2 separate regions of the Homo sapiens genome follow, and region 2 is linked to region 1. The links are chromatin loops, found by intact Hi-C in ENCODE. Cell type or tissue: PC-3. All regions are shown on one strand. Links, peaks and the distances in the headings refer to the core of each region. The heading gives the core; the rest is flanking DNA.

Region 1 (16,332 bases), core at 5,401-13,400:
TGTCTACAGTATTCAGCATAGTAATATGCTGTACAGTTTGGTAGCTGAGGTGCAACAGGGTGTATAGCAGGCTATAACATCTAATTGTGTGAGTATACTCTATGATATTTGCACAATGACAAAATCTCCTGACAATGCATTTCTTAGAACAAATCAAGTTGTTAAGCAACACATGACTATGATTCTGTACTCTACTGTCTTTTTGTGCATGGCCATTGGAGTATCTGCTTAATTAACTTAGTGATTAGTTAATTATTGGGCAGAGATTTTCTTAAGTGCCTTGAACCATTAAGTGTCCTATTCTTTGTTGAGAGGCTGTGTGTGTGTTGGGGTATGCCATCAATGTTCTGGCAGGCAGTTTACAACTCTTCCTTAGCCTTCACTTCCCAATTGCACAGAGACTCAAGATCAGCCAAAGATGAATATTTGGAACTTTTTCAGGTCTTTCCTATGTATGCACACATCAAAGCACATGTGCATGGATGCCTAGATTCCCAGGAATATGTTGAAGCTTTTCAAAACCCAATGAATGAGGACATCTCATTCCAAAATCTTTCCTTTTAAATTTTGTGGTCTACCTCTTCTAATCCCAACTGGAAATGCAACTTTGGGCAGTGTTATACTATTGCCACTAATTATTTTTGACAAATACACAGAGTAAGCTCTAAGCCAGGTTAAATAAAGACAAATCCTGGGAATAGAGGATTTTTTTAATAAGCTACCAGACAGGTTAAAAAGTGTCAAATTTCTGAAAATGGGACTTTTCAGGAGTTGTAAACCCATTCCACCTCCTCTAGTAGCTGCTAATTTACAGTTATCATAGCTACTATAATAGTGAAGGTGTTGATTTTCACATCTACTGCAGATCTAGGAAAAAGGAGATGGTACTACAGCAACTTCAAACACCACAAAGTTTACCATTTTTAACATGATTCAGTTGATTTTATTGAATAAATATTCCTTGGAATGTTGCAATTTTAAATTTTCAGAGTCCTGAAAATTTTGAGTTTGATCATTTTTACCAGTGTTCTTATTTCTTTTCTAGAGCAGTGAATTTTCAAAGGTCCTTATTCTACCATTCCAGAAGTGTTTCTTCATCTGGAATGCATCTTGTATCTGACTCTGCATTTTCAACAACCTTCCAAATATCTCTCTTTATTTCACACTCATAATTTTACACATATTTATATAAATGGCATTTACATAAAACATGCTATTATGGAAAGGTTTTTCTCACTTATTAATGTGCTATGGATCTTTCCATATCACTAAATGATCCATCATTTTAAATGGCTGCATTTCACTTAAGACATATTCCCACATTTTTTAAAGGTTATGTTATATTTGATATATGATGCATATATTTAAATTATGAAGCTGGAACCAAAAAATGAACACCCACAAACTCAACACTCAAAAACATTAAAACTTTCTTTGAAACATTAAATCAGGCTGAATAAGTGAGATATACACTGTGTTAATGAGTAGGAAAACTCAACATTCTGAAGATGTCAATTCTATTCAAATTAATTTACAAAGTAACAAAATTTCAATAAAAACCTCAACATGTTTTTAGAGGAACTGACAAGCTGACTTTAAAATTGGCATGAAAGAGCAAAGGCCCAAGAAAAGTTGAGAAGACTTGTTCTCCTAGATATTAACTATAAAGCTATAGTTAATATGATCTATTGAAGAAGATCAAAACAACCACTAAGTATAAGAAAAAGACGGACAAAAGTGATTGCGTTAAAATGAAGAATGTGTAAAAGAGCACCATAAAGAAGAAAGTAACAAAGGCTATAAACAGGAAGATGATATTGATAGGATTGTACTCTGTGGGTCAATTTGGGGAGAATTTACATCTTTACAATATTAAGACTTATTTCCCATTGATATGGCAAATATCTCCTTGTATTTATCCACATATAATGCCTTTCAATGAAATTGTGTCATCTTTGTAATATTCAGGTTTCTTGACAAACGTTTTCAAAAATTTGCTGCTTTCAAAGTTAACGACAAAAGTGCTAAAATCTTCAGTCAGTTAGATATTACACTTGCAATTTTCTAGTCAGTTATCTGTATTTCTGAGGCCAGATAGAAAATTCAGAAGCCTAAGAAACCTGAAAAGAAAGAGGTAAAATTGATAAGCATGATAGCCACTATGAATAGATTCTCTGCCTGATGTCTTATGTGCATCATCACATTAAATTCTCATAACACCAACTGAGAGAACTGAAGCTCTTAAAGCCAACATCTCACAGCTTACGAGAAATCACATATAGATAGACATTACCACCTTTGGAAAGAAAATAGACTTGGATATCCTCAGTCCCACTGCAGAGTGAGTTTAACACATTGACATTCTACCTTCTTATTGCATCAGAGATAGAGCAGAGGCATCTGTCGATAATTGAGCACTCATTCTGACTTCTGGAACAGGTACAGGAAAGTGCACAAACAAGATTAGCAGTTCCATATTTGGCAAAAAAAGAGAATGTTTCATTTATGTATTGTGTATAACAACTCATCACCAGATTTAGTGCTTAAAACTATAATGGTTCATTATTTTCCACAACTCTGCAGTCCCAGTGGGGTTTGGCTGACTTTTCTTCTATTGGTGCTGGATCAACCAAGATGACTTCCTTCGTATGTCTAGCACCACAGTTAGGATGGCTGGAACCACTGGCACAGTTCCAGTTGTTCTAGCATCTCTTCATCTCTCTCCATATGGTCTCTCCAATAAAATGGCCAGACCTCTTTATCTGGTGACTCAGGGATCCAAAATTGAGCAGTCCATAAGTACATGCCCCAGTGTGCAAGTGCTTTTAAAGCCTATTATTGTGTCATGTTTGCTAATGTCCCATTGATCAAAGTCCAAAGGCAATATGGGAGAAAATGACATAAAATGTGAATATCAAGAGACATGGTTTATGGGCTGTAAAATGTATGAGTTAGAATTTTTAATTTACATTGTAGGTCTAGTTATAAAGGCTAGATCAGACAGAAAAGTGCTAAGAGGAACCTGGAGTCATTAGATCTTCTGAAGATGAGCTGGAAGGGGATCAAGAGGACCTCAACTACACTGCAAATTTCTAGAAAGTCCCCCTCCAGAAAGGTGAAGTATCAATAATAAGTGTTAGTCCAGGACAACAGCCAGCCTTAGTCTAGGACATCAGTCAACCTCACAAAGCCTAACATGAGAGAAAGGGGTTTCTATAGATGGGCATAGCATTGCAATATGAAATCCAGAGGCAAATAATATTCAGGAATCAAAAAGGCAGAAAAGTGATCTAAAGGAGCAGATCTAACCATAGAATTCTAATTCCTGAGTAAGTAATAGGAATAAATTCAAGTCTCAGTTTCAGGCTGAGAGGAACTGGGAACGCTGGAGATGTAGTGATGGCAGACCCTATGAAAATGGGAACAAAACAGTTTCCACATATTCAGAAGCAAAGTATTCAGCAACAAGTTGGTCTCAGGGACTAGAAAAAGTCTACTTGTTGAAAATGTGAAGCAACATCAGAGGTATACTAACCCAAATGTGACTTGGTTCCAAAGCCCTGTGCAATGGTTTGAAGATGCTTAGATTTCCCCAAATCACAGAACTGGTGGGCCCAGCCTATAGGGAGTAGACACATGTACTTTATATATTAAAGCATCCTTTCCTTTAAGGAACCCCCACTAATCCATTCTGCATGGTTTTGATGGAATTATAACTGCCTCTTCTCTACTCCACAGCCACACAATGGGCATGTGACCCAGGCCTTGTATATAATAACTGTCCCCTCAACAAGAGAAATTTGTGTTAGGGGTTAAGGCTGTTCTCTAAATAGTGCTAGTGTCCTTCTCTATGACTGATTTTTCAACCATGGAAAATAGAACTTTCTTTCTGTTGGGATTGCTAAATTGAGAGAATGTAAATCTGAGTCTGAGTAGTTGGTTTTTGCTTTCTGTCACATAGAGAGTCTTTCCATAGGATAAAGTCAAGCAGAAACAAACACACACAAGAGAGAGCAAGTCTTGGTGGCTTTCTCTGAGACTAGATTTCCTACAGCTCTTCTTTCAATCCTGTTTGTTGTAACATTATCTTTCCCTCTCACAGGAGTGACTGTATTAGTCTTATCAAGCTGCTGTAACAAAATACCACCAGCTAGGTAGCTTAAACAACAGAAATTTATTTTTCGCAGTTCTGGAGGCTGGAAAATTCAAGACTAAGGTACCAACTAATTTGCTTTCTGGCAAGGGCTCTCTTCCTGACTTGCAGACTGCCACCTTCTTGCTGCATCCTCACATTGCATTTCCTTAGTGCATGCACACACAGAAAGAAAGAGCGCTCTGCTCTTTCTTCCTTTTCTTATAAAGACACTAAATCTATAGGACAGAGCCCTATATTTCACATTAATTAAGGAGTTAAGGGCCCTATCACCAAATACAGTACCATTGTGGTTTAGGGTTTCAACATATGAATTTTTGGGGGGACATAAACCTTCAATCCATAGCAGTGACTAAATCCATCTTTTTGCCTAAAATTGTGTGTTCCTACCACCTTACAACCAAAATAATTATGAATTTGTAGAGAAAAGAGCTATTGCTCAGGTGGGAGGGTTGTGAAAGAGACCCTTGTAGATCTCATTTCTTAATTCAGAACATATCAAATAACTGCAATGAATAGGTGTTGGTGCAACTCTATTTCTAGTGCTATTCTGTAAAAATGACATCAGGGGATGTACTGTGTTTCATTTACTCAGGGGCATTTTTTAAAGTATCTATTATGTGCCAGACTAAAGTACTAGGGAATAAAAAGTCAAGAAAGACAGCTGCCTCCAAGAGAACTCTTCTTCTCCATTATTTCTTTCCAAATGCATTCACACATACTGCTAGAGGCATTTCTGTTATCAAATCTGGTTCTATTTATTATTAAAAACTTGGCAAAACCAAACAGTAGCACAGATTGACAAGGAAAAAGTTGATTACTCATGTAACAAGAAAAGTAAATAGCTAAAATGTAAACATTGAAAATTTAACCCTAAACTCATTCGAAACTAAAAAATAACATCTTTTAAAACAAAATTGCTGTGAAAACGTCTTTACCCAAAATTTTGGTCCACAGCCTTTATTAGATTACCTATCAGGGTAAATAAAGTTTAGCCATGTGAACATGTCCCATTTTATCAAAATATAATTTGGATCAAACTGTCTTTTATAAACTGGTGAGTCTGTGTTTTACTGTCTCCTGACCAAAATTCAAAAATGAAAGCCATAAAAAATCTGTTTGTGTGTATGTATTTAGGTGTGTTTATGCAAATATTTGTATATTAGGTTGTTTGATGTGTCTACATGTTAAAATCTGGCATAGGCAGCCAGAAATCCCTTAAGGAATTCTATTCAGATTGGCTTAAATGAGCACTCATATAAAGTACATGAGTGCCAACACAAATGCCTTTTAGTTCACATGACTTAAGTAAATTTTTAATAAATAAGCTGGTTTTAAAATTGTTGGTAAAATTAAAATAGCAATGTCTTCAAAATTGTTAGCATACATTTTGCCTGTTTACTGGTCAAATAGTTTTATGTTTGTTCCTGACAGACGTTTTAAGGTATCTGGGTTTGACACGAAGGTTATAAAACTATAAACCCAGCCTAAAACAGAATGATCTTTGTTTGTACAAATCTTTAATAAGTATGACTAATGTAATATTGTTGGTTTAATTAAAACAGCTATATTTCCTGAGTTATTAGCAAAATATCCACATATGTAGCTTTAAGTTTCTTACTTAAGGAAACACCTATACTCACAGGCTATAAAAATGGTTAATAGGAAAATAACTTGAAATGATGACTAGCTTTGCCTAATATCTCAGTTTTCATAAGTAATCTAGGTAAATTGTTCAAAATAAATAAATTACGTAAATTTAAATGAAATAAACGTTTATAAATGGGCTTTTCATGTAATTTGAAATCTCAAAATTATGTTGAATTATATAATAGATATTAAAGGTCTGGGTCATTTTTAAATAAGATACAATATGGAAACAAATTGATGAACATAAATATGTTTTTTCTTGGCTTTTTACATTTTATAGAGAGATTAAATATATTTGGGTCTCAGTATATGTGTGAAGATTATGTTATGGAAAAATGTTTCTAAAAATTATAAAATGGTTCTTTTCTATAAAATGCTAATATGTGACAGATAATTCAAAATTACTTGCTATAAATTAAGGTTACTAACAGTTAAAATTCTGATTAAAATACATAGTTCTGTATATAAAGTGTGCCAGGAAATTAAGATGTGTTTTTTAATGAAAAAAAATTACCAGAAAGGCATAAAATGTGTTTTTATTGAGAAAAAAATGGGAAACAGAAACAAGATAGAAAGGAGCTAGTAAGTAGGAGAGAGAGAGAGAGACGTGAAGAAAGCTACAGGCATGAAGATGTATTTATGGTATGGAAGGTCACAAAGAAAAAAGAATAATTTTATATGAGAAAGAATCTTGTGTGATAATTTTTTTCCTAAAGGAAAATGACTGCTTATTTAAGAAAGAGGAAGTATAGGACAAAGCAGAAAGCTACTCAGACCACTCAAAATGGTCTGAGTAAGCCACGGTAAGGTTCATGAAAGATGAATTTATGAGAGGAATTTTTGTGTGATCAAGTTTCTATAATTAGAAGGGAATTATTTATAAGTCTTTCTAAACAATGAACTTTGATTTTAAAAATACACTAATACAAAATTAAAAATGTGGTCCCCTATGGTAGAATCCTGTTTGGTCCCCTACAGTAGAAAGTTTTTGAAGCACTGATCTATCAGTAGTAAAAATTGCAGGTTTTGATTTTTAATTCTAAAACCTGGTTCTTTAAAAGCCATACTTTAAACTGCAGGTAGTTTCTATTTCTGTCACATTGCTTCCTTAGATCCACTTAATTCCCCTAGTTTCAGGTCAGAAATGCTGTCTTTTTCATTTAGAATGGTAATTTTACTTCTTGAGGTTGAGTTTTCCTCTTCAAGCTTTTTTTGGGGAAACTTTAAAAATCAGAAGAAAAAGATTTCAAAGAGAAATCTGAAATTGCCTGGGGCAATAATCAAATGAATCAGATTAATACCTCAGAAGTTCAACTCTTGCTGTATCTTGCAGCACATAATTTGTAATTCATGCATCATTGTCTTCAGTTCCTTATCTTCTTGAGATGACCTGGGATAAGTGTCTCCTTCAACTTTTTGAAAGCTCCTGAAACTCTGCTGTTATGACCTAATGCTGAAAAGTTTGTCTTAAAGACATTTTTTTTAAAAAAGCAATGTTTTCCTCCAGTATAACTTGATTCTGCACTCTTGGTGTTTCCTAATATATCCAAATTATTCCATGTAATAACCAGACACACATTCTTCCTATGTCTGATTAAATTCAAGAACACTTTCATCAGGTTCAACTTCCAGGTTATCTAAATGGACTTTTCATAAGAAGAAGCAATCACATTGCAGGAGGTTTTTGTTTTACCTTTTTGGTAACTGGCTGTATTAGTCCGTTCTCACACTGCTGTAAGGAAATAACTGAGACTGGGTACTTTATAAAGGAAAAAGGTTTAAGTAACTCACAGTTCCACATGGCTGGGAAGGCCTCAGTAAACTTACAATCGTGGTGGAAGGGGAAGAGGCATGTCTTACATGGCAACAGGTGAGACAGAAAATGCACATGGAGGAGAAACTGTCAAGCACTTATAAAACCATCAGATCTCATGAGAACAGCATGGGGAAACCGACTCCATGATCCAATTACCTCCCACCAGGTCCCTGCCCTCAACACGTGTGGATTATGGGGTTTACAATTCAAGAAGAGATCTGGGTGAGGACACAGAGCCTAACCACATCACTGGCCTAAAAAAAAAATTACACTTTATCAAAATAATTTCTGACGTTGTCTTTATTAGGTTTATTATTACTTAGGGAAGCTAGACTTTAAAAGGGTTAAGGGTTTTTTTTTTTTTTAATCCGTGTAACTTTCTGTATTGCTTTTGAAGAATTTTGATCATCACTCTGGTTGAATGAATGACAATTATTTCACAGTGACCTGTGATCCCATTTTGATCAAGTGTTTTAAACTTTTTGGCATGTTTGGCAGGCTTCTCCAGGACCAAAATTCTAAATTAAGTATTTTTGACCTAGAAATAGCTTTGGTATTTTCCAGTGAAGCCCCCAGAGAGCTTGAAAGAATATGTCTCTCATCTTGTAGAGATATTAAATGATTAGGCTTATTTGGTAAATTGTATGGGAAACATTGGCAAATGATAAGTAATGTCAGATCTTTCAGTCACATTCATGTGGTATGTTATTTATATGAATATTCCAATATTGCATAAAACTCTTAGAAATTTAATATGTCATCAGTCATAATTCTAAGTATTATGTTATATGTCATAAAAGTAACTAGATCTCCTTGTTAACTACTGATTATAATAAACTTCCATTATATTTAAATTTGGCTATTCTAAATATTTGTCATCCAAAATTATTTTTTAAATTCTTTTCTAAAAGCATTTGCACTCAGATTTGTGGAAAACTCTAACCCGCACTCTTAAATACAGGTTTCTAATAACTTTAAGATTAATGGATTAAATAAAATGTTTTCAAAACTTGAATAAAAAAACTGATGAGGTTATAAAACTGTTAATCAAGACCAATCAGAACAAAATTAATTACATCAGATTAAATAACTAAAGTTAAGCCAGGCACTGTGGCTCATGCTCATAATCCCAGCACTTTGGAAGGCCAAAGCGAGTAGACTGCTTGAGCCTAAGAGTTCAAGATCTGGGCAACGTGACAAAACCCTGTCTCTACAAAAAGTATAAAAATTAGCCAGGTGTGGTGGTGCACACCTGTATTCCCAGCTACTTGGGAGGCTGAGGCAGGAAGACTGCTTGAGCCCAGGAGGTTGCAGCTACAGTGAGCCGTGATTGTGCCACTGCAATAGAGCCTGAGCAACAAAGCAAGACCCTGTCTCTAAATAAATAAATAAATAACTGAAGATAATGTTTTTATGACTTTTATTTAAAACACTATTGGTTATTTTACTTAAATATTTTGTTTTCCAGATTTAGAGAAATCTTCTCTCTTAAGCTATCTATAGTTTACAGCAACTTGGTAAAATATAGTTTTGTGGACAAAGATGAAAGCATTTGCTTGTTCTTCCTACTCGAGTCCTCCAAATTTTGTAAATTATTTGTGAGTATTCATATGGCAAAAGGGTTATTTGCATAAGCCCAATGAAAATCTACTCTCTTTTCATAGCAGAATACAATTGGAAACATTGCTTATATTACCAATGTCTTTTATTCATGTTTTTACTGAAATGTCATATTTGAGAATATGCATATATTACCTGACTTCAATGCTTCCCATCCTTACAGTGAGTAGCTCAAAATTATCACTTTCTGGCAGGCCCAGGAACCCTAAGACTGTAGGTAAAACCTAAAGTCTGCCTTGGCTTGGCTTCCTAGCTACAAGAGGTTTTAAATCAGAGATTTCCATATGACCAATGTAAGAGAAAAAGTGATGTTTCTAATAAAAAGACAATAATATACCTGTCATTAGATTGAAGCTCTGTGCATTGTTTTCTGGATCTCATTATCTACCTATAGGCTAGACTATATATTGAGTTCATATAGATTTCTCTAATCCAAATTTCTTCCATAGAATTATGAAACACGAAAAATGCTTTAAGGCCTTGTAAGCTAAAACTAGATGAATTTTAAGGAACAAGTCTCATGCCTAATTTATGGGCCACATAAAAAGTTCACCAAACTGCCTGATGCCATAACCAGTGACATTCAAACTACAAACCAGGATAAGAAGTTGATGTTTTCAGGCTATAAACAGCTTTTCCCAAGATATCAGAATAAGACTTCATACTGCAATAGGACTCTTACTTCTCTTAATGCCTATCTTTTTCAATTGCCAGGATAATGTGACTTATTCAATTGGTTGCCTTTAAGCCTAGGTCCATGGTTCAAAACCACTATACATATTGTATTACATATTGCTATAAATTTTATTTTGTATTTTTCCTTTTTAAACTTTATTACTCGTTAAATGTTTGTGGAAGTACAACTCCTAACAGAATAATGCTGGCCCAACATTTTGAGATGACAGTAAAAAAAGCTACAGAACAGACAAAATCAATAACTTAATAATGGACTCCAGGAGGACTTAGCCTGAGAGCCATTCCGGTTAAACTCTCTTGTTGCTGAAATGTGGCTGAAAGTTTTGTTCACACTAACTTGTAGTCACCATTCACTTTCTCCAACATGGGATCAGACAAACAAACTGAGATAGGGCCGTCTTGGAACTGAAGGACAATCAAAACCTAACCACAGGGTGATTAATTAGTGATGCTTTTAGAGAAAGATCTTGATTAAAATGGAGAAATGTGAAAGTTGTCAGAATCGAAATGGAGTCACTTCTTAGGAATGGGTCATACAAAGCTAAGTGGTAATGATGCTATTTGGGGAAAGGTCTTTTTTGCTTAATTTTGTTTTTTAAAACTCTGATATTTGCTTGAGCAACAAGCAGGTTATCTGCCTGGTTGAATTCTGGTTGAACTGTGTATTCTAGTATTTCCAGTTAAGTGGTGACTAGGTAAAGAAACCACTTGGGGTAGCAATTCAACAATTCACTTATGAACGTTCATAAGCTTTCCATTTCCTAGGTAATTTTTTAAAAGCCAGTCAAAACAAAAAAACTTCACTGTCTACTATACCTAAAGGAAATGGCCTTTTTCCTTACTGACTATACCTTCTGAATCTTGGTATTATAAAGCTCTGGGGACCTCTGAGTTTGTTCTGACCATTCGTTAGTCCGCATGGCCAAGCACTCAAGGATTGATGGATACCACACACCAGCTACATTCACTTGCTAAAAACAACAGCTCTTTCTCCAAACAACTCAAACCCCCAGTTCCCATCGCATTCCATTTGGGTGAGATGCAACTAACAGTCCCCTTCCAGGATAAAGGAGTCAAAGAATAAAGCTTGCCTAGAGGCAAAAAATAATAATAAAAACAACAGCAAAACCTGACAAATAGAACCAGGGAAGGTCATGAAGAGAAGAATTCTCATGAACAAATGCCTGATAACAAAAACTATCACAAAAGCCTAGGCAAAAACTGCAACCTTGCACAAAAAACACTTCTGCAAGGTCATCTGCCCAGCAACTGCCTGTTCAACTTTGGACTAGTGTCACACTTATTATTGATCCTTGTAGCCAAGAGTAATGATCTCAAAACAATTGTGTAACCCTCCTCATTTTTTCCTTAAAAACCTTGTCTTTCTTTACCTCCCTGAATATGCACATAGTTTACTATGACTTATATATTCCTATTGCAATGCCCTTATTCCCAAATAAATATTATTTTCTTTTAGATACCTTATCTCTCTGTTTGCTATCTAAGCTGACACTGTACCCCAGTTTGGGGAAATTTTAAAAATCAGAAAGCAAAGATTACAAACAGAAATCTGTAATTGCCTGGGGCAATAAGCAGACAGATTAACCAAGATAAAGATTTAGAAATAGGCAAAGGTCTCTTTGCTCAATCCCCTAGTGGGGATCCAAAGCCTTATGTACGCAAGTGAATGAAATGGTCAGGAAGTGGTGAAGAAAAATTCCTGGGAATCCTTGATATGGGAGCCCCATGCACTGTGGTTCCAAGATTCATTGGTGAAGCCCTTGTTGGAACTACAATTAGATTGAGAGAACATAACAATGTAAAAGTTGATAGGATTATGAAAGTTGGAATATTTAAACAGGCCTTGTTTAAAGAAGTCGTGTCTCCTTTACCTAAATGCTTTATGGGAATGGATATTATGTCTGGCTGGGGAAAACTTCCTCCACCTAGTATTATAAAACAAAAGGCATATAAATCTGCTCTTCAAATGATACTAATTGGATATGCTAAAGGGAACCAGTAAGATTCCCTGAGTCCACACAGTGTAGAACAGACGCTTAAGTAATGGTAGGAACAAATCCTGGGTGTGATAGCCCTATGTAAAGCCTAGACTATTGCTTATGGCAAAAGACTGTGAACACCTCCCAGCAATTACTACTGGGAATCTGAACAAGAGAATTTCCACTTTAGGGGCATTTACTACCTTGCTATGGGATATTAATTGAAGCTAGCCTTATGACTGAAGGACATAAAATGATCTTGAAACCGAAATACCCATGATGTATTGGATAATGTCACAGAAACACTCTAAATGGGGATGCTACTGCCCAGAAGAGTTCCATAATAAAATGGAAATGGCTTATACAAGATCATGCTATCTGAGGAATGCAAAGAGGAAATACTCACAAGCAGGGAGCCTCTCTTCCCCCAGGATTGACTCTGGAAATGTGTGAGGAGCTGCTGGATTCCATAGTGTCCTGTAAACAGTCTCAACTGACTATTCAAGAGCTTTTGGGTTTGCAGGTGGCAATTTTCAGGTGAATGGATGACATGCTATTTAGATGGTTGCTACTCTGGGAAGGTAAAAACAAATCAGCTTGGTGGGCTGAGTTATATGCTGTCTTTCCAGCAGCAATTGAAGAATTGAACAGTGTTAAAAGCCCCTGTGCTTGGGTTTTTACTAACTCATGGTCAGTGGCCAATGGTCTGGAAAAATGGTCAGTCAGAAAGACAATGGAAAAGGAATGCTCATATGGGCCAAAGTCTTAGGGAAATTTGAAAGGTGCACTAAATTTCAATGCCCAGCAATGCCCAGGTCAGGAGGTGATTTGAATTGACAAGCAGATATTCCTGTGTGTTCATTTGAGGTGACCACCCGGGTCCATGAGATGACTGGTCATGAGGCTATTGCAGCAGTGCAGAGATGGGGCTAAGTCTAGACATGTTCTTTTGCACCCTCTCAGATGCATAATGCCAAAAAAAATGGCAATAAAAACTGTTCAATCTGCCAGCAAAAGAGACAGAGATTGCCAATGGCTATGGGGCAGATTCCTTAGTTGGAAGGCTCAAACATAGCTGGCAAGTGAGACTGATGCTGATAACCCTGAGGGAATACAAATATAAGTCTTGACAGAAATAGACACTGATTCTAGGCTAGATTTTGCTTACCCCATGGAAGGTAAAAATGCTCAGCCTGCTACTTAAACAAACAAGAACAGAAGATACTGAATGGATTTGGATGGCCAACCATTATTTCTTCAGACCAAGGAATATGCTGTATATCCCATAATGTTCAACAATAGTCGTAGAGGTAACCTCCTCAGAGTAAGTTTGATAGACATAGAATCTGCAATTAAAACATTGACTGACTAAATCACGGGAAGATAAAAGCATGAAGGGTTGGCTTACACACCTTTACAAGTGTGTGCTCACACTCAACATAAGTGGAGCTAAAAAAAAAGTGTCACCACTATATTTTCCTTTGTTTCTGGTGGAACTGGGAAGAAGGGGTGGGGAAGCATGCTGGCATGACTATGCAATTCTTGCCAAGGGAGTAATATGCTGTTGTAATGATTATAATTTTTTTCTTTCTTCCCCATATTGTCTCAATTTGATTTTTCTCCCCTACCTAACGCAGAGGTCCTAGGACCAGGGCTGCAACTACAAGAGTTAGAAACTGGGATGATTCCTAACCAAGAAACTGTAACTGTATTTTTAAACCTTATGTCAGAATTCCTAAGGGCCTGATGAGGGTGAGTTGAGCCCCCAGCCCACCTGGAAAAATTGGGGTTAACAGTGAATGCAGCTATATTGTCTGGAAGTAAAAAATAAACCATGAGTTCTGCACCTCATAACCTTACTCTTTCTAAATGGGAGTCGACTGAGAGAGAGGTACTTACTAGATTGGTATTGCTGCCTACAATGTAGACCAGCATAGTGGCCTATACTAATGTCTCTTCAAAAGATTAGAAAAAAAAGTTTGGTATTAATGAAGAAAAGGAGGAATAGTAGCTGAGGGTAAAGAAATGAGTAACTGGGTTATGAATTGAAGGACATCCAATATTACATTTACACCTTGAAAGAGGCTCAGAGCAAGAGATGACATTGTCTTTTAACTCAATTATACCAGATGCCTCAAAAGTTGAAGCTATACACTTGCCTTTGGAAACTGGCTAGATTGAATGAACGTCTACTTCCATTTTGTCCCTGTTTTGATAAGGAACAAAACAGCGATGCTCACTTCTTTTCAACACAGTGATGAAAGAGCTATTAAGCAAGAAATACATAGAGCAATTAAGCAATAAATAAATATATAGTACTATTAAGAACAATTAAGCAAAAAATAAAGTCATCATAATAGGAAAGAAAGAAATGAAATTCTCTCTATTTACTGATAACATGGCCTTATATATAGAAAATCCTAAAGACCCCACCAAGAAACTGTGAGAACTGATAAATTCAGTAAAGTTGCAGGATATAAAATCAACATATGAAAATCAGTACTTTCTATATACTAATAACAAACTATCTGAAAAGGAAATCAAGAAAACAATCCCATTTACAATAGCATCAAAAACAACAAAAAATATTTAGGTGTAAATTTAACCAAGGAATTGAAAGAACTGTAGAGTGAAAACTATAAAATACTAATGTAATAAGTTGAAAAAAACACACACAAATAAATGGAAAGATATCCTATGTCCACTGACTGAAAGAATTAATATTGTTAACATGTTCATACTACCCAAAGCAATCTACAGATTCAGGGCAGTTCCTATCAAAATTACAATGTCATTTTTCACAGAAATAGAGAAAAAAAAGTCCTTAAACTGATATGAAATGGCAAAGACTCAAAACAATCTTGAGCAAAAAAGAACAAAGCTGAAGGCATTACACTGCATGATTTCAAAATATATGCTAAAATGTTGTAATCAAAATAGCACAATACTGACACCAAAACATACACATATATCAATTGAAAGGATAGAAAGACCAGAAATAAATCCACACATTTATGGTCAATTGATTTTTGAGAAAGGTACCAAAAGCACATAATGGGACAAGGACAGTGTTTAATAAATGAGATTGGAAAAACTGATTACTTACATGCAGAAGAATAAAATTTGATCCCTGTCTTACACCATGTACAAAAAATTTACTCAAAATGGGTTAAAGACTTAAATCTAAGACCTGAAATAGCAAAACTACTACAGGAAAACATGGTGGAAAATCTTCACATTTGTCTGGACAGTGATTTTTCAGACACAACCCAGAAAACATAGGCAACAAAACTAAAACAAATTGTATTAAACCAAACTATAAAGTTTTTGCATAGCAAAAGAAACTATCAACAGAGTGAAAAGACAATCTACAGAATGGAAGAAAATGTTTGCAAACCGTACATCTGATAAGAGGTTAATATCCAAAATTTTTGAGTAACACAAACAACTCAATAGCAGGAGAACAAATAACCCAATTAAAAAATAAGCAAACAACCTGAACAGACAGGTCTCAAAAGGCATACAAATGAACAGGTACACAAAGAAATGCCCAACATCACTAATCATTACTGAAATGTAAATTAAAATCACAATTAGATATCAACTTCCAGCTATCAAAATAGCTTTTATCAAAAAGATCACATATGTTGGCAAGGGTGTGGAGAAAAAATAACTCTTGTACATTGTTGGTGGAAATGCAAATTAGTACATCCATTATGGAAAATGGCATGAAGGTTCCTCAAAAAACTAAAAGTAGAACTATCATATGATCCAGCAATCCCACTACTGAATATAGAGCCAAAGGAATTGAAATCAATATGTCAAGAGATATATGCACTCCTCTGTTTAATGTAGCATTATTCACAATAGCCAAGACATGAAATCAACCTGTGCCCATCAACGGATGAATGGATGAAGAAAATGTGGGATATATACATAATGGAATACTATTCAGCCTAAAAAAAAAATCTGTCATTTGTAAAAACACAGATGAATCTGAAGGACACTATGCTAAGTGAAATGAGCCAGGCAAAAAAGACATACTGCATAATCTCACTTATATGTGGAATCTAAAAAAGTCGAACTCATAGAACCAGAGAGTAGAATTATGGCTAGGAAATGCTGGCAGTAGGGGTAAGGGTAATGGTCAAAGGGTACAAAGTTTCAAATAGAAGAATACCTTTTGAGATCTATCTAACAGCAGGGTGGCAACAGTCAATAGTACTGTATATTTCAAATAACTAATGATAAATTTCAAATATATTGCCATAAAAATAAGTTAGATTATAGATATGTTAATTAGCTAGATTAAATCATTCCACATTGTTTACATACATCAAAATATCACATACCCCATAATTTGTACCCCATAAACGTATGCAATTTTGATTTGCCAA
Region 2 (16,332 bases), core at 4,263-12,262, 230 kb after region 1:
AAACCTAGGCGTCACCATTCAGGACATAGGCATGGGCAAGGACTTCATGTCTAAAACACCAAAAGCAATGGCAACAAAAGCCAAAATTGACAAATGGGATCTAATTAAACAAAAGAGCTTCTGCACAGCAAAAGAAACTACCATCAGAGTGAACAGGCAACCTACAAAATGGGAGAAAATTTTCGCAACCTACTCATCTGACAAAGGGCTAATATCCAGAATCTACAAAGAACTCAAACAAATTTACAAGAAAAAAACAAACAACCCCATCAACAAGTGGGCGGAGGATATGAACAGACACTTCTCAAAAGAAGACATTTATGCAGCCAAAAAACACATGAAAAAATGCTCACCATCACTGGCCATCAGAGAAATGCAAATCAAAACCACAATGAGATACCATCTCACAGCAGTTAGAATGGCAATCATTAAAAAGTCAGGAAACAACAGGTGCTGGAGAGGATGTGGAGAAATAGGAACACTTTTACACTGTTGGTGGGACTGTCAACTAGTTCAACCATTGTGGAAGTCAGTGTGGCGATTCCTCGGGGATCTACAACTAGAAATACCATTTGACCCAGCCATCCCATTACTGGGTATATACCCAAAGGACTATAAATCATGCTGCTATAAAGACACATGCACACGTATGTTTATTGCGGCACTATTCACAATAGCAAAGACTTGGAACCAACCCAAATGTCCAACAATGATAGACTGGATTAAGAAAATGTGGCACATATACACCATGGAATACTATGCAGCCGTAAAAAATGATGAGTTCATGTCCTTTGTAGGGACATGGATGAAATTGGAAATCATCATTCTCAGTAAACTATTGCAAGAACAAAAAACCAAACACCGCGTATTCTCACGCATAGGTGGGAATTGAACAATGAGAACACATGGATACAGGAAGGGGAACATCACATTCTGGGGACTGTTGTGGGGTGGAGGGAGGAGGGAGGGATAGCACTGGGAGATATACCTAATGCTAGATGACGAGTTAGTGGGTGCAGCGCACCAGCATGGCACATGTATACATATGTAACTAACCTGCACATTGTGCACATGTACCCTAAAGCTTAAAGTATAATAATAATAAATAAATAAATAAAAATAAAATAAAGTTACAAAATGTTTAAATTATAAAGTCAATAAATATATATTGTAACAAAAAAAAAGAAAGATAGCATCGATAGTGTGATGGCAACAGGAACAAAGAGAAGTAGATTGGGCATAGGAAGACAAGATTGGTGACAGACTGGATGTGGAGAACAAAGGAGAGATCATTCTCCCTCATCTGATGACTACTAGCTTTCTAATCTAGGTTAGATAGTAGTACTACACAATGGTATAGGAAATACTGAAAACAAGCCAGATTCGTTAAAGAGATACGTGATCCTGGGCAAGCTACTGAATATCTCTGAGCAACAGTTTTTATTAAATGGGGTTAATTATACCCTGTTGAGAGACAATTATAAGTATTATGGTATGAAAAGGATCTGGCACCTAGCAAGTCCTCAAAAATTTGTAGTTATTACTATTTTCTCCCAGATTCTCCCAAGATTGTGTTCTCAAATGAGGCAATTTTGCTTCCTGCCCCTTATTTGGGACATCTGGCAATATCTGGAGACATTTCTGGCTGTCACAACTTAGGGTGAGAGGGGTTGCTATTGGTATTTGCTGGCCAGAGGCCAGGGATGCTACTAAATCTTCTATGGTTCACAGACAGTCCTTCTACAACAAAGACTTAACCAGCCCAAAATATCAATAGCGCTAAGGCTGTGAAGCCATGTTCAAGAGGGATTCTGATTCTGATAACTGCACATGAAAAGTTCTTTTGTATCCACTAATAACAACCATCCACATGAGTTAGGGAGTTAAACTGATTTACTACTGATAACCTGTTCAATCAGTTTCCAAATTCAAGCCTGGTTACAGAAGTTGTTACCAGAAGTGAATTCATAACCTACATTTTAAACATACAAAAATATTAATGTCTTCTAACCATGAAAGCTAATTTGTTTTCCCATTTTGATGTCTGCATAAAGAAAAACCTGAAATACTACAAATTAACTGTCATTTTATTAAGAATCAGATACTCAGCCGGGCGCGGTGGCTCACGCCTGTAATCCCAGCACTTTGGGAGGCCGAGGCAGGTGGATCACGAGCTCAGGAGATTGAGACCATCCTGGCTAACACAGTGAAACCCCATCTCTACTAAAAATACAAAAAAAATTAGCCGGGCATGGTTGCAGGCCCCTATAGTCCCAGCTATTCGGGAGGCTGAGGCAGGAGAATGGCCTGAGCTTGCAGTGAGCTGAGATCGTACCACTGCCCTCCAACCTGGGCGACAGAGCGAGACACCGTCTCAAAAAAAAAAAAAAAAAAAAAAAAAATCAGATACTAAGATCCTTGAATAAAAACTCTATGAAAACTAGAGGCTTATTTTAGTGTCATTATATAGAAAAAAAATGGTTTGCAATGAATCTATTTAATAAGTGCTGCATTATTACACAAGGATTACCAACAATGAAAAATAGACTGCAGTCTAATTCTTACAAAACCATTTCAAATTTTATGACAATGTTTATTAAATCAAAATTTTAATCAAAACTGTGAAACTATCCTTCAAGCTCCAAGCCCTTAAATCCATTGGAAATAGATGAATTCATTGATTAAATATAAACTTCATATCATTTTGGACTCTATGGATAGTGAAGCTATTAAACCACTATGCTCAACTGTCAACAATTTAAACTTTGATTAAAATCTGAGAGAACTGTCCAAAAGACCTCATAAAATCTCACCAGGGTCAAGAACTGGGACCTGATCACAACTGATACCACTTCACACCAAGGATAGCTTTTACAAAAAACAAAACAAAATAAAAAAAAATAAGTGTTGGCAAGAATGTGGAGACACTGTTGGAACCTATGTGCATTCCTAGTGGGAGTGTAAAATTGTTCAAACTGTGGGAAATAGTTTGGTGGTTCCTCAAAAAGTCAAACATAGGGTTACCATATGGTCTAGCAATTCCATGTCTAGATATTAATATATACCCAAACAAATTGAAAGCAGAGACTTGCACACCAATGTTCCTAAGAGCATTATTCACACAGCCAAAAGATGGAAGCAACCCAAGTGTCCATGAACAAATGAATGGAGTTTTTAAATGTGTTATATACATATAATAGAGTTATTCAGCCTTAAAAAGCAATGAAATTCTGAAACATGCTAAATACTTGCAAAACTTGAAAACATTATGTTAAGCGAAATAAATCAGATACAAAAGGACAAGTATTATATGATTCTACTTATCATTAATTACCTAGAACAGGCAAATTCACAGAGACAGAAAGAGGTGACCAGGGGGCTGGGGTAAATGGAAGTGAGCAGGACAGTGGGAAGGAGAACTACTGTTTAATGGGTATAGAGCTTCTGTCTGAGATAATGAAAAAATGTTCTGGAAATGGATAGTGGTGATGGTTGCAAAATATTTCAATTTATTAATACTTAATGCCACTGAATTGTATACTGTAAATGGTTAAAATGGTAAATTTTATGTTATGTATATTTTGCCATAAAAAACCCAACTAGGACCTGAACGAAAAAACATTAAATAAATTCTTCTTATGATCCCACCTTCCTCCCACTCCCATCACCTATAGGTGAGGTTCAGAAAAACAAAAATTATTTTGTTCAGCAGCCTGAACTGGATTCAAGCTTACATCTTTTGGAAAATGAATAAACTAAGTCAATATTTATCTTATTCGGTTCTACAAAAAGGCAAAATATCACGTTATTATTTTATGACATACAAATTTCAAATTTCCTTTAGGGGATATCACAGGAACATATAAATGATTTCATACTCTTGGATTTGGCCTCTTGCAAAGATAATTTCACTGTGTATCTATTAAAGTCTATGAGAATGAAAATGACCAAGGGGCTGCTGCAATAAGCTGGCAATTTCAATATTCCTTACCTTATTCTAATCATACATTTAAGAATGGTATATCACTTAATCTCTCAAAATCTGATATTAGTAGTTTACTGAGAATAAAAAAGTAGAGGATTTCAAGTGTATATTATTAGAGAAACATGTAATATATATCCTAAAGACTACTTCCGGGGAAAATATATTAAGCCTTAAGTGTTACAAACAAGAGAAAATAAATCAGTAAAAATACAAACACTTTATTAGACAATAAAATCATCTTTTTTTAATAACTTAAGGTAAAATCCTAATTACTGGAGTCTTTTTTTCTCTCCCTTATCATTCCCCTCTTACACCTTTCATTTTTCCTCCCCTCCGGCCCATGTTTAATGGTCTATTAGTACAAAAAGGATAAAATTACTGCCCACAGTCTCAACAAAATTAATGAGGAAAGATGTATATAGATCTCTTGAAGATGTGCCTGAGTTTACGTTGCCAAGGTAACACTGACGTCTTAAATTTTAAATGGAAGAGTTTATATTTAAAGAATGCTGGAGTCAATAGAATGTATTTTAAGAAAGAGCAAAGCATACACAGCTTATTATTCCCAAATAGCAATAAACGATACATGGAAATTGGACAAAGACAATTAAATTTAGGCAACAGTCAACAACTATCCATTAACATGAGTCATTTGAATGACAGTACTGTTTAATGTGGACTGAAAAGTAAAGCTGAAGCTTCTGGTGCTGGCTTTTGCAACTCATTAGCTGTGGGGACTAGGAAAGTTACTTAGCCTTGCGTTAAGTCATTTAATTCTCTCAAAGTCTCAGTTCCCTCAGCTGTAAGATGTGAAAGGTGAAACAAGATTAGTAAGGTCCCTTTCCAAATCTAAAATTCTTTGGCTCTATGATTTCGAAGGAAGAAATTTCTTTATCCAAAATAAGTTACTATATACCTATTATGTTCTAGAACATAATAAAGTAACATAACATAGTAAACATACTGGCACATCTATGGTAAGAAAATTAGACCAACATACACTTCTGTGGTGTTATGATATGCGTTGGTTTTCATTCACAGTTCCTGATTCATAACTCCCATAGCTATTGTTACAGTCTTGTATTACAATGTTGGGTATCTCAAGCCTCAGAGGCAGGCCTCAGGAAACAGAGTCTCTCTCCTGCCCTCCTTTCACCTGCCCCAAGGCAGGACTCTAATCTTCTCCTACCTTTTTTATTGTGGGTCTTAAGACCATCCCCAGAGAGGGTCACACCCTATGCAATGGGGGAAGGAATACTGAAGTCAAAAAGCCTTCATAAAAACCCAAGAGGACTGGGTTCAGAGAGTTTCTGGATACCTGAACACGTAGAGGTTCCTGGAGGGTGGCACTCCCAGGGATGGCAAGGAAGCGTGCTCTGCACCCCCATACCTCGCCCTACGCGTCTCTTCACCTATATCCTTTATGATAACCTTTATAATAAACCAGTAAATGTAATTTAAGTGTTTCCCTGAATTCTGTGAGCTGTTCCAGCAAATTAATCGTACCCGAAGTGGGGGGGTCATGTGAACCCCAACTTGAAGCTGGGTGGTCAGAAGTTCTGGAAGCCCAGACTTGTGACTGGTACCAGTCTGGGCATCTGGAGGACAGACTTGGGGACTGAGACCCCAACCTGTGGAATCAGACACTATCTCCAGGTAGACAGTGTTGGAACTGAATTAGAGGACATCTTGCCAGTGTCCACTGCTCGGTGCGTGGAGAAAAAAACCCACACATTTGGTCACAGAAGTCTTCTGTGCTGATGACTGTGATTTAAGAGTAGAGGAAAAACACACTTTAAAAGAGAGTTTTTCTCTACACATCTTTTTCAGGGTATTTTGTATTCCCCTCTTTTCATTAATTATGTAGTACATATTCAAAAAAACTGAAAAATATAGAAAGGATAAAAAAACCAAGAATCATAATTCCCCTATACAAACACAATTAAGTTCATATTTGTCATGAGATACCTTTCTTGGTTTTGTTATAAGAAAGATATTCTATTAAAGATTTAATGGTAAAATACAACTGGAAAGAACATAAATATAACCTGAATTTTGGAAATGCAAGAAAAGAATGGGCAATAAAAATTAAATAAACAAATATAAGGTACTAATAAAAAGTAAAATACACATCAACAGCAAAAGGCAATAGGGCAGATCTGAATACTGAGCCCAGGTAGTATCAGATTTCTGTTCAACATGAAATCTTTCCTGTGCCCCCAGTTTAAATTGGGTCACCCAGGTGTTACTTCCAAAAGACTTTTCACTTGTCTGTCACAGTTCTTTGTACATCCAAGATTACTGAACTATTTTTCATAGCTATTTATTTAGTGCTTCCTTTTCCCCACTAGCCTAATAAGCTCCATAAAGTCAAGGATCATTTCTTCTTCATGTGCCAGTGTGTCCCCAGTAGAACACCTCATACACTGAATGAGTTCAATTAACATTTGTCGACTAAATAAATAAGCAGACTCTTGTTTTATAAATTTATATCAACTATTCCTGACTAGCTACTTTTCCCAAGGCCCAAGATCCATTTTCAGGGAAACTACTAAGTAAGAGACATACAGGTTGAATATCACTTATCCAAAATGCTTGGAACCAGAAGTGTTTCAGATTTTGAATTGTTTTGGATTTTAAAATGTTTACATATACATTCCATCTTGGGGATGGGACCTAAGTCTAAATTTGAAATTCATTTATGATTCATACATACCTAATACATATAGCCTGAAGGTAATTTTATACAACGTTTTAAATAGTACATGCAACAAAGTTTGTGTATTCTGAACCATCAAAAAGCAAATGTGTCATTATTTTGGTGCCCAACAAATTTTGAATTTTAATGCATTTCAGATTTCTAATTTTTGGATGAGGTATGTTCAACCTGTATCTAAATTCAAATACATTTGCATTGAAGATTTTATATCCTAGTCCAGGGATTGAAAAACTACAACTTCCAAGCCACATCAGGCCATCCATATGTTTTTGTAAATAAAGTTTTGTTGGAATATAGTCAAACCCATTCATTTACATACTGTGTATGGCTGCTTTTGTGCTACAACAGCAGTGCTGGTAATTGCAACAGAAAGCTAAAAATATTTACTGTCTGGCCCTTTACAAGAAAAGTTTGCCAACCTCTGTTTAATGACTTTAAACTAATGACTTTAAACTAATAATAAAAAGAAACATAAAAAGTTTGCCAACCTCTAATGACTTTAAACTAGACTAATCATTTTTAACTAATAATAAAAAGAAACATAGGATAATGAGCTTTTGGAGTCATTCATGAAACTATTTGACATAACTAAACTATATACCAGCAATATTACTATCAAAAATTCAATAACTTAGCTACTTTAGTTCATAAACTTTTAAGAGTGAAAGGATTAGGCACAGTATTCTTAGAAATGGCCAACACTTCAAATACTTTCTTTTTTTTATAGGCTTTTAGTAACGCCTCAAATTTTTAGCAGAGCTGATTTTAATCATTAAACATACAAAACAAATTGCTACTCTGCTGTAATTATCAGGCAGGATGAACTAAAAATCCCAATGTGAAATCAGCATTTCCATAGCAACCTGTACTTCCATTGGCCCCACTGCACATAGGTAGGAACTGGCATTGCTTTGCATATTTAGAAAAAACACCTCCATTAAATAATACAAAAAAAAAACAATTTGCTTGAATAAAAATAACACATTTGTCAAGATATTAATACAACACTACTACAAATTCAATAATATATAAATTGATCAAAATTTTTTTTAAAAGTCTGGACTGAATGTGTATCAGCTGCACATTCAATAATTTATCTAAACGTCAATTTATCTAAACGTCAATTAAAAAAATCAAAGATGTAAAATGTTTAGGGAAAGTAATGAAGATGCAATTATTGCCAAATCAGCTAATATTAAATAAGCAATCCTATACAATACAGTAACCCCCCTTTACCTGTGGTTTTACTTCCTGTGGCTGCAGTTACCTGCAGTCAACTGTGGTTTGAAAATATTACATGGAAAATTTCAGAAATAAACAATTCATAAGTTTTAGATTGTATGGCATTCTGAGTAGTGTGATGAAATATGCTGTTCTACTCCATCCCCCCCAGGGGACATGAATCAGCCCTTTGTCCAGCACAACCATGCTGTGTATGCTACCTGTCTGTCTATTTAGTTATTCAGTAGCTATTTCAGTTATGACTGACTGTTGCAGCATAAGAGAGTTTGTGTTCAAGTAACCCTTATTTTACTTAATAATAGCCTGAAACTGCGAGAGTAGCAATGCTGGCATATTGCTATACTTGTATTTTATGATTATTGTGGTTAATCTCTTACTATGTCTATCAATTATACTTTATAAGTTAAAATTTATCATAGGTATGTATGAATAGGAAAAAACATAGCATATATAGGGGTTTGGTACCATCCACAGTTTCAGACATCCACCTAAACTCAAGTGATCATCCCACCTCAGCTTCCTGCATAGCTGAAACTACAGATAAGTACCACCATACCCAGCTGATTTTTTATTTTTTGTAGAGATAGGGGTCTCACTTTGTTGCCCAGACAGGTCTTGAACTCCTGGCCTCAAGTAATCCTCCCACCTTGGCCTCCCAAAGTGCTGGGATTACAGGTGTGAGCCGCCACTCCTGTTCATTTTTCTACTACCAAATTTAAGAACCTACCTACATCTGTATACTAATACTCTGCCTTTCCTCCTTATATAATTGATGGATGGTAATCAGCTCCTTTCTAAGGTCAATTCTTCCCAAATTCACTCTTGAACACAACATAATCATGCTTTTTTCCTTATTGGACCAAGAAAAACCCATAGTTATTAAAGTCACCAGAAACCTCTACACTGCCAAATCCAGTGACCATTTCCCATCTTCAAAGATTTTCCTCACCTCTTAGAAGCAGCTGACACAGTCATTCACAGCCTCCTCCCTGTCTCCTGAAACACCACACCCTTGGTTTTCCTTCTGCCTCACTGGCTGCACTTCTTAGTTTTATTTGCTGAATCCTTTCTGTCCTCTCCAGGACAGTCTTCAGACTCTCCTCATTAATAATTTCTTTGATCTCATTGCTTTAAATACTATTTAAATGCTAACACAGGGCTAGGCGCAGTGGCTCATGCCTGTAATCCCAGCACTTTGGGAGTCTGAGATGGGCGGATCACGAGGTCAAGAGACAGAGACCATCCTGGCCAACATGGTGAAACCCCGTCTCTACTAAAAACACAAAAATTAGCTGGGCATGGTGGTGCGTGCCTATAGTCCCAGCTACTCAGGAGGCTTAGGCAGGAGAATCGCTTGAACCCAGAAGGCGGAGGTTGCAATGAGTTGGGATTGAGCCACTGCACTCCAGCCTGGTGACAGAGCGAGACCCCGTCTCAAAAAAAAAAAAAGGCTAATGCATCCAAATCTATATGGGAGAACCAGCATCTACCCAGAACTCCAGGGGCAGTCACCCTACACTACCATGTGACCGGGCATTTCATACTTCACACATCCATAACAGTATTCTTGATTTCCCACTCCCCCAAAATTTGTCCCTCCTGCAATTTTTCCCATTTCAATATACAGCACCAGCAATGCCCTGTATCCTGACACTTTTCACCAGTTTTACCACTGTAATCCATCCATGGCTCTATCTGAACTAATATAATACTCTCCTTCTAAGTGATCTCCTGCTTCCACTAATGCCTCTCTACACTGCCTTCTCAAAAGAGCAGCCAGAAAAATTCTGTCAAAATATAAACCAAATCATGACACAGCCTTGCTAAAAACAAAACAAAACAAAACAAAACAAAAAACAAAAAAAACCTTCAAATGGCTCCCCATCATTAAAACAAATATGAAAGTTATCCATGGCCTGTAAGACACTACCTCAGCAGTCCCCAACCTTTTTGGCACCAAGGACCAGTTTTGTGGAAGACAATTTTTCCACAGACAGGGTGGCAGGGCAGTGGTGGGGGTGGGGGTGCTTTCAGGATGAAACTATTACACCTCAGATCAACAGGAATTAGATTCTTGTAAGGGGGTGTGTAACCTAGATCCCTCACATGTCTAATTCACAATAGGGTTCATGCTCCTATGAGAATCTTGTCGCTGATCTGACAGAAGGTGGAGATCAGACAATAATGCCGACTGGCCCGCTCCGCTCACCTCTTGCTGTGCGGCCCAGTTCCAAATAGGCCACAGACCAGTACCCATCCATGGCCCAGGGATATGGGCCCCCTGCCTTACGTAATCTGACTTATGTCTCCTATCTCATCTCAACTTCTCTTTCTCTTCCTCCCTCTACTACCAGTCACACTTGTCTTTTTGCAGTCTCTTGATGTTCTTCAAGCTTGTCTCTGCTTCAGATCCTTTGCTGTTTCTTCTACTTGAAATAATCTTCCCTCAGATATTCACAAGGACCTCTCACTCACTTTTTTCAGTCTGATGAAACATCACCTATATGGAAAGACTTTCCCTCAGCAACACTCTGTTGAAAATATCATCGCAGCTCCTTCTACTTTGCTTCATTTTCTACAAAACTATTTTCAATTTTATAATATATTGTTACATAGTTTATATATTTGTTCACTTTCTCATCCACTAGAAATATAAGCGCCTGAGGGCACAAACTTTGACTTAATTGCTTCTCTGTATCCCCCAACTAAAATGGTATCTGACACTAATTAAGTCTTCAATAATAACTGTTGAACTGACAAATGGCTATACAATTTTTTTTTTTTGAGACGGAGTCTTGCTCTGTCGTCCAGGCTGGAATGCAGTGGCACGATCTCAGGTCACCACAAGCTCCACCTCCCGGGTTCCAGGGATTCTCCTGCCTCAACCTCCCGAGTAGATGGGACTACAAGTGCGTGCCACCATGCCTGGCTAATTTTGTATTTTTAGTAGAGACGGGGATTCACTATGTTGGCCAGGCTGGTCTCGAACTCCTGACCTCATGATCTGCCTGCCTAGGCCCCCCAAATTGCTGGGATTACAGGGTTGAGCCACCACGCCCGGCACTATTACAATTTTTAAGAAGGATTTTTCTTTAACTTGAATGGTTTATGGTTCATAAACTTGAACGGTTTATAAGATTACTAAAACTATTTAATTCAGACTTCATATACAGAGGTACCACTTCTGAAAAGGAAACTCTAATAAAAACATGTCTTCCTTCTTTCTGCATTAAAATTCCAGACCCTAGGAAATTTCTGGCATTTTTTCCAAAATAAACAGAGGTAAAATTATCTTAATGGGCTAAATATAAGATCTCATGAAACTCTTGCTGATAGGTACAAAAGCCATTTCCATTTAAACTCTATTTTACTTTATTGCCCTCTTCCCCAACACAACATACACATACAGATACCTTGGTTACTTTATCTTAGTTTTCATTAAGTTTAATTTTTTTACCAGGTAACATACTTACGTACTTATGTGAATATTAAAAGTTAAAAAATAAAAGATTGTAAGTCTGAAAAGATATACAGTGAAAGGTCTCCCCATCCCTTGCCTATATCTCAGTGACTCAGTTCAAACTCCCACTACCAAAAAGTAACCATTGTTATTATAGGGTGGAAGTTGGCCATTTTTTTCTGTAAAAAGCCACACAGAAAATATTTGCAGCTTTATGGACTATCCACTCTCTGTCACAACTACTCAATTCAGCCATTATAGAGTGAAGGCAGCCTTAGATAATATGTAAATGCATGTGTATAGCAGTTCTTCAATACAACTTTATTTGCAAATATAGACAGTAGGCTGAATTTTTCCCATAGGGGTCACAGTTTGCCAAAACCTGTTACAGAACAGTTTAAATACCAGTGTCTCTTTTATAAAAAATGTTAATGGTAGTGTTTGGAAGAGACTTCAATGGAAGAAACTGCAACAAAGAATGCTATTTGAAACAAAAATTCATCCTACCCATAATGACGTGTTAAAATAATATATATTTTCATATAAATAGATGTAAGATTATTCCCAGATGCCTCTCCATAATCCATAATATATTAGTGCAAATATTTTCTTCTACCTCTTCATGGCACAATTATGAAGAACTGGAGGAACGTTAAGACAAGACGGAGTGGTAACCTAACTATCAGCGCACTGTCAATCATTAACTCTGGCTTAACATTTTCTCTTAAATGGTAGAGGAAATGTATAATTAAAATCTCCACAGAATGCATTAAAGAAATAAACCACAGTCTATATTTAAAAACAAACAACATTTCAACTGTATGTTTCTCAACCAGATCAATTCCAAAATGCATGTTTCTAATAAGTCTTACAAAGGATTTAATTTAATAAAATGAATCAAGATTAGAGAGAACCAGATCTCTCCAAAAAGCAGATCACTGTTACACTGAATAATCAGCTTCTCAAAATTCAGAGGTATCCTAGGAATATATCTTACCTTAGATGCCATTCTCATAAAGAGCTTGTTTTGATTTTCTGCTGTTCCCATCTTTTCATTTTTGACTAAATCATTTAGGCTTAGATTATCATCATCATGAAAGTATCTGACCCTTTCTCTTTCCTCATGGGTTGAAACCTATGACAAAATGAACATTATTAATTTAATGAAAACATGAGTCTCTGAAGTATTTCTTGATGGATTACATAAATATCTGATGTTAAATGTAAAAATCCCACTATGTAATCACAACCTTTCCTTCCAGTTTATCCCTAGTCTGCCAGTTTCCATGTGAAAAAACTTCCATTAGAATTACACTCCCTACTTCTACCTCTTTACTCTCCTCTTCCCCAGGGATGGAAGCATGATATGATCTGCTTTCTGAGCTTTGATGAAAGAGCAAAACTGCTCTACCCCTTCTTCTCTCTTTTCTGCTCTTCTTCTCCTTATAGTTAAAATTCCTTACCACTGTGGTGGGAAGACTGAAGTCATCCAGAAATGGAGTAAGTATATCAAAAACAGAGATGAAGTATTAGCAAATCCACTACTATGAATTTAATGATTATGTTGCCCCAAAATTCACATGTTGAAATCTCAGTATGAAGGTATTAAGATGCAAGGTCTTTGGGAGGTAACTGGGCTATGAGCATGAAGTACTCAGAAATGGGATCAGAACCTGTGATGGTTAATACTGAGTGTCAACTTGATTGGACTGAAGGATGCAAAGTATTCTTCCTGGGTGTGTCTGTGAGGGTGTTGCTAAAGGAGATTAACATTTGAGTTAGTGGACTGGGAAAGGCAGACCCACCCTCAGTGTGGGTGGGAACCATCTAATCAGCTGCCAGCGAGTCAGAGATGTTGAAATGACTTGACTTGCTGAGTCTTCTGGCCTTCATCTTTCTCCCATGCTGGATGCTTCCTGCCCTCAAACATCAGACTCCAAGTTCTTCAGTTTTCGGATTCTTGGACTTACACCAGTGGTTTGCCAGGGATTCTCGGGCCTTCAGCCACAGACCGAAGGCTGCACTGTCAGCTTCCCTACTTTTGAGGTTTTGGGACTTGGACTGGCTTCCTTGCTCCTCAGCTTGCAGACGGCCTATGTAGGACTTTACCTTGTCATTGTGTGAGCCAACACTCCTTAATAAACTCCCCTTCATATATACATCTATCCTCTTAATTCTGTCCCTCTAGGGAACCCTAATACAGTACCTCTATTAAAAGACATGAGCATTTGTTCTCTCTCTCTTTTTTCTCTGCCATTTGAGGATACAAGAAGACTATCATCTACAAACCCGTAAGCGTGCCCTCATCAGACAATGAAGCTGCCATTCCAAGTCCTAATCTTGGACTTCTCAGTCTCCAGAACTGTGAGAAATAAATTTCTATTGTTTAAGCCATCCAGTCTATGTTACAGTAGCCTGAACTAAGAGACCAACTTCTAATTATTAAACCCTTGTTCTGTAAACAGCTTTATCAAAAGCAAAGCTGATATTCTGGTCTCCATCTAATTCAGTCCCAGATTTTCCTATCAGTTGGTTCCATACCCAGGTGTGCAACAGAAAAATACTGTTTATTTCCTCTCAAATCAAATCTTTCCAATGCTGCTCTCACATTCCCTTATCCAAATAAAACCTTGTCTTTAACTTCTTTGAGATCTTTGGAACAGGGGTGCAACTACATTTTCCAACATTATTATTCTTTTCTTTACTAGCTTAAACCTCATATCCCATGACTCCAATCACCCCCTGGCTCCAGACACTTAATTTCTGGCCCTCTTGTCTTTTCATTATACTCAAAGAGCAAACTCTACTCATGAATGAAAGCGTCTACCTTCTTTACTCCTATACCTAGATTGCTCAGTAATATGCAACTCAAAAAGGGCCCTCAATGCCTTCTGACAATGCATTTATGGATCCCTAGTCAGTTCCACCATTTCATATAAATCAGACCTTTACTATTCTCCTCCTGCACCTCCTCTCCAACCACCAAATTCCTCCCATTACATTAGAAGACATATCCATCCCACTTCTATTTGTTGGATGAATTAATTAGAATCTCTAGCAACATAGGCACTCAACAGGCAAAAAATAAACATTTGACAGAAATATTCTGAATGAACAGTTCTTTTGTATATGCAATTATCACTTGTCTGATCTTCCAAATTTAAAATAAAAAAAACTAACTTGAGAAAGCTGAATATGTTGTTTTTGCCAGCTCAAGAGCCTCAAGGTAGTGCTAAAAACTAATTACTAGAGTTGGAAAATGGAAAAGAAAATTAGTTTTATAAAGGATCATGGCACCTACATAATTAAGCCATTACTGTGTATGGATACCCCATCACCAGGTCTCAAGTTAGCTGTCTAACACTAGTAACAGCTCTGAGAGACCAAAGTTTTCCCTAAGAGCTATAGCAAGTATGCCAAAAGCAGCTGAAAACAACATCAAAGAAATGTACACTAAAATTAAAATTGCCTTAAACATTCAATGTTAACAACTATTTGAAAAAATAGTTGGATTAGTTTCCATTCTGTAAAAGGCAAAGAGATATAACTAAGAATAAAAGTAGTAACAACATCATTTCCTACCTTCCAATATTGGCATTCAAAAGCCACATTTCAGAAAATATTTTATAATCTGATACAAAGAAAGCCCCAAGGGGAAGAAGGAATTCTGAATTAATAAACAAAGACATATGTTAAACATACCATCTGTCTCTTTCTTCTTCCTCCTTGTGATTCCAGAGATTTTCCGGGTGTGTTCACAGGCCATACTCTTCCAGACTGATCTGTTCTGACAAGGATTACTTCTTGCTGGTCTTCATTCTATAAAAAGATTTAGAGATAACTATTGAAATTATTGTGAAGAATGTTGAATGTTTTTATTTAATAACAAAAAAAGCATTAAAATGATTAACGTTTCCACATAACGTTGTGGATTGCCTTAAATCTCCTGGATTTTCATTACTCTCTATACTATAAAATGAACATAATCTTTTGGGGAAAGGGTAAAAAATACCCAATGTTTATTTTAGTATTTTTAAAAAAGCAATCAAGAGAAGAAAATTTCAAATAAAATTTTCATCTAGACAATATTAAAAGATGACGAAGTATCAATAGTCCATGTGCCCATCACTTATGCAGTAGATGTAATGTTTTTTAAATTTAAAGATCCTATTAAAATCTGATTATAAGAAATAAAACAACTAAAGACAAACTTGCTAAATTAGCAAATATAATGATACTACCCGTAACTTCTATTCTTTCTATTAATAGCCTTCAAATGCTTTTCAGTTTTCTGACTCTTCAGAAGGAATTATATCCCACACACTTTCAAGCCATATTTTTCTTACAAACTTTTGGCCAAATATAAACCTGGCACAGTACAGAATAAGAGTAAACTTTATTCTCTAATGGAAATGGAATGTTATTGGAAGGATTCTAATAATCATTAAAGAATATTAGAGAATGACAAAGGAAAAGAAATTGTTATATCAAAAAGACACCTGCACTTGTATGTTTATCCCAGCACTATTCACACAATTGCCAAGTCATGGAATCAACTGAAGTGTCCACTAATGGATGATTGAAAAGAGAAAATGTGGTGTATACATGCCATGGAATACTACACAATCACACAAAAAACAGAAATGTCTTTCACAGCAGCATGGATGGAGCTAGAGGCAATTATCCTAAGTGAAATAACTCAGGAAATCAAATACTGCATGTTCTCACTTAACAGTGGGAACTAAACAATGGGTACACATGGACATAAAGAGGGAAATAATAGACACTGTAGTCTCCAAAAGCAGGGAGGATGGAAAGGGAGTAATGGCTGAAAAAATTACCTATTGGGAACAATTTTTATTATTCAGGTGATGGGTAGAAGCCCAAACCTCACCATTATGCAATATATCCCTGTAAAAAACCTGC

What was found. Hi-C counts contacts between places; a loop is a spot of excess contacts. Peaks named below come from ENCODE experiments on the same cell type or tissue, not always from the same donor. Only the 100,000 strongest peaks of a DNase experiment are listed, where the experiment ranks them.
Region 2: it touches region 1 in a loop (2.4-fold over the local background); 1 of 110 quality-filtered maps calls a loop at or near these places.

Annotation. Positions count from the first base shown.
Region 1 is chr11:107,146,414-107,162,745 of GRCh38, forward strand. No RefSeq gene overlaps it. Among named protein-coding and RNA genes, the nearest start is that of GUCY1A2, 140 kb to the left of the region's middle. RefSeq lists a silencer at 10,770-11,064. In PC-3, for the core only: no CTCF peak of the experiment used is centred there; no DNase peak of the experiment used is centred there; H3K27ac peaks cover 112 bases.
Region 2 is chr11:107,377,671-107,394,002 of GRCh38, forward strand. CWF19L2 (CWF19 like cell cycle control factor 2) reads right to left here. Exons shown (of 18, transcript NM_152434.3): 11 at 15,109-15,225; 12 at 12,404-12,541. Among named protein-coding and RNA genes, the nearest start is that of CWF19L2, 72 kb to the right of the region's middle. In PC-3, for the core only: no CTCF peak of the experiment used is centred there; DNase peaks (open chromatin) are centred at 6,621 and 8,091; H3K4me3 peaks cover 394 bases; H3K27ac peaks cover 1,667 bases.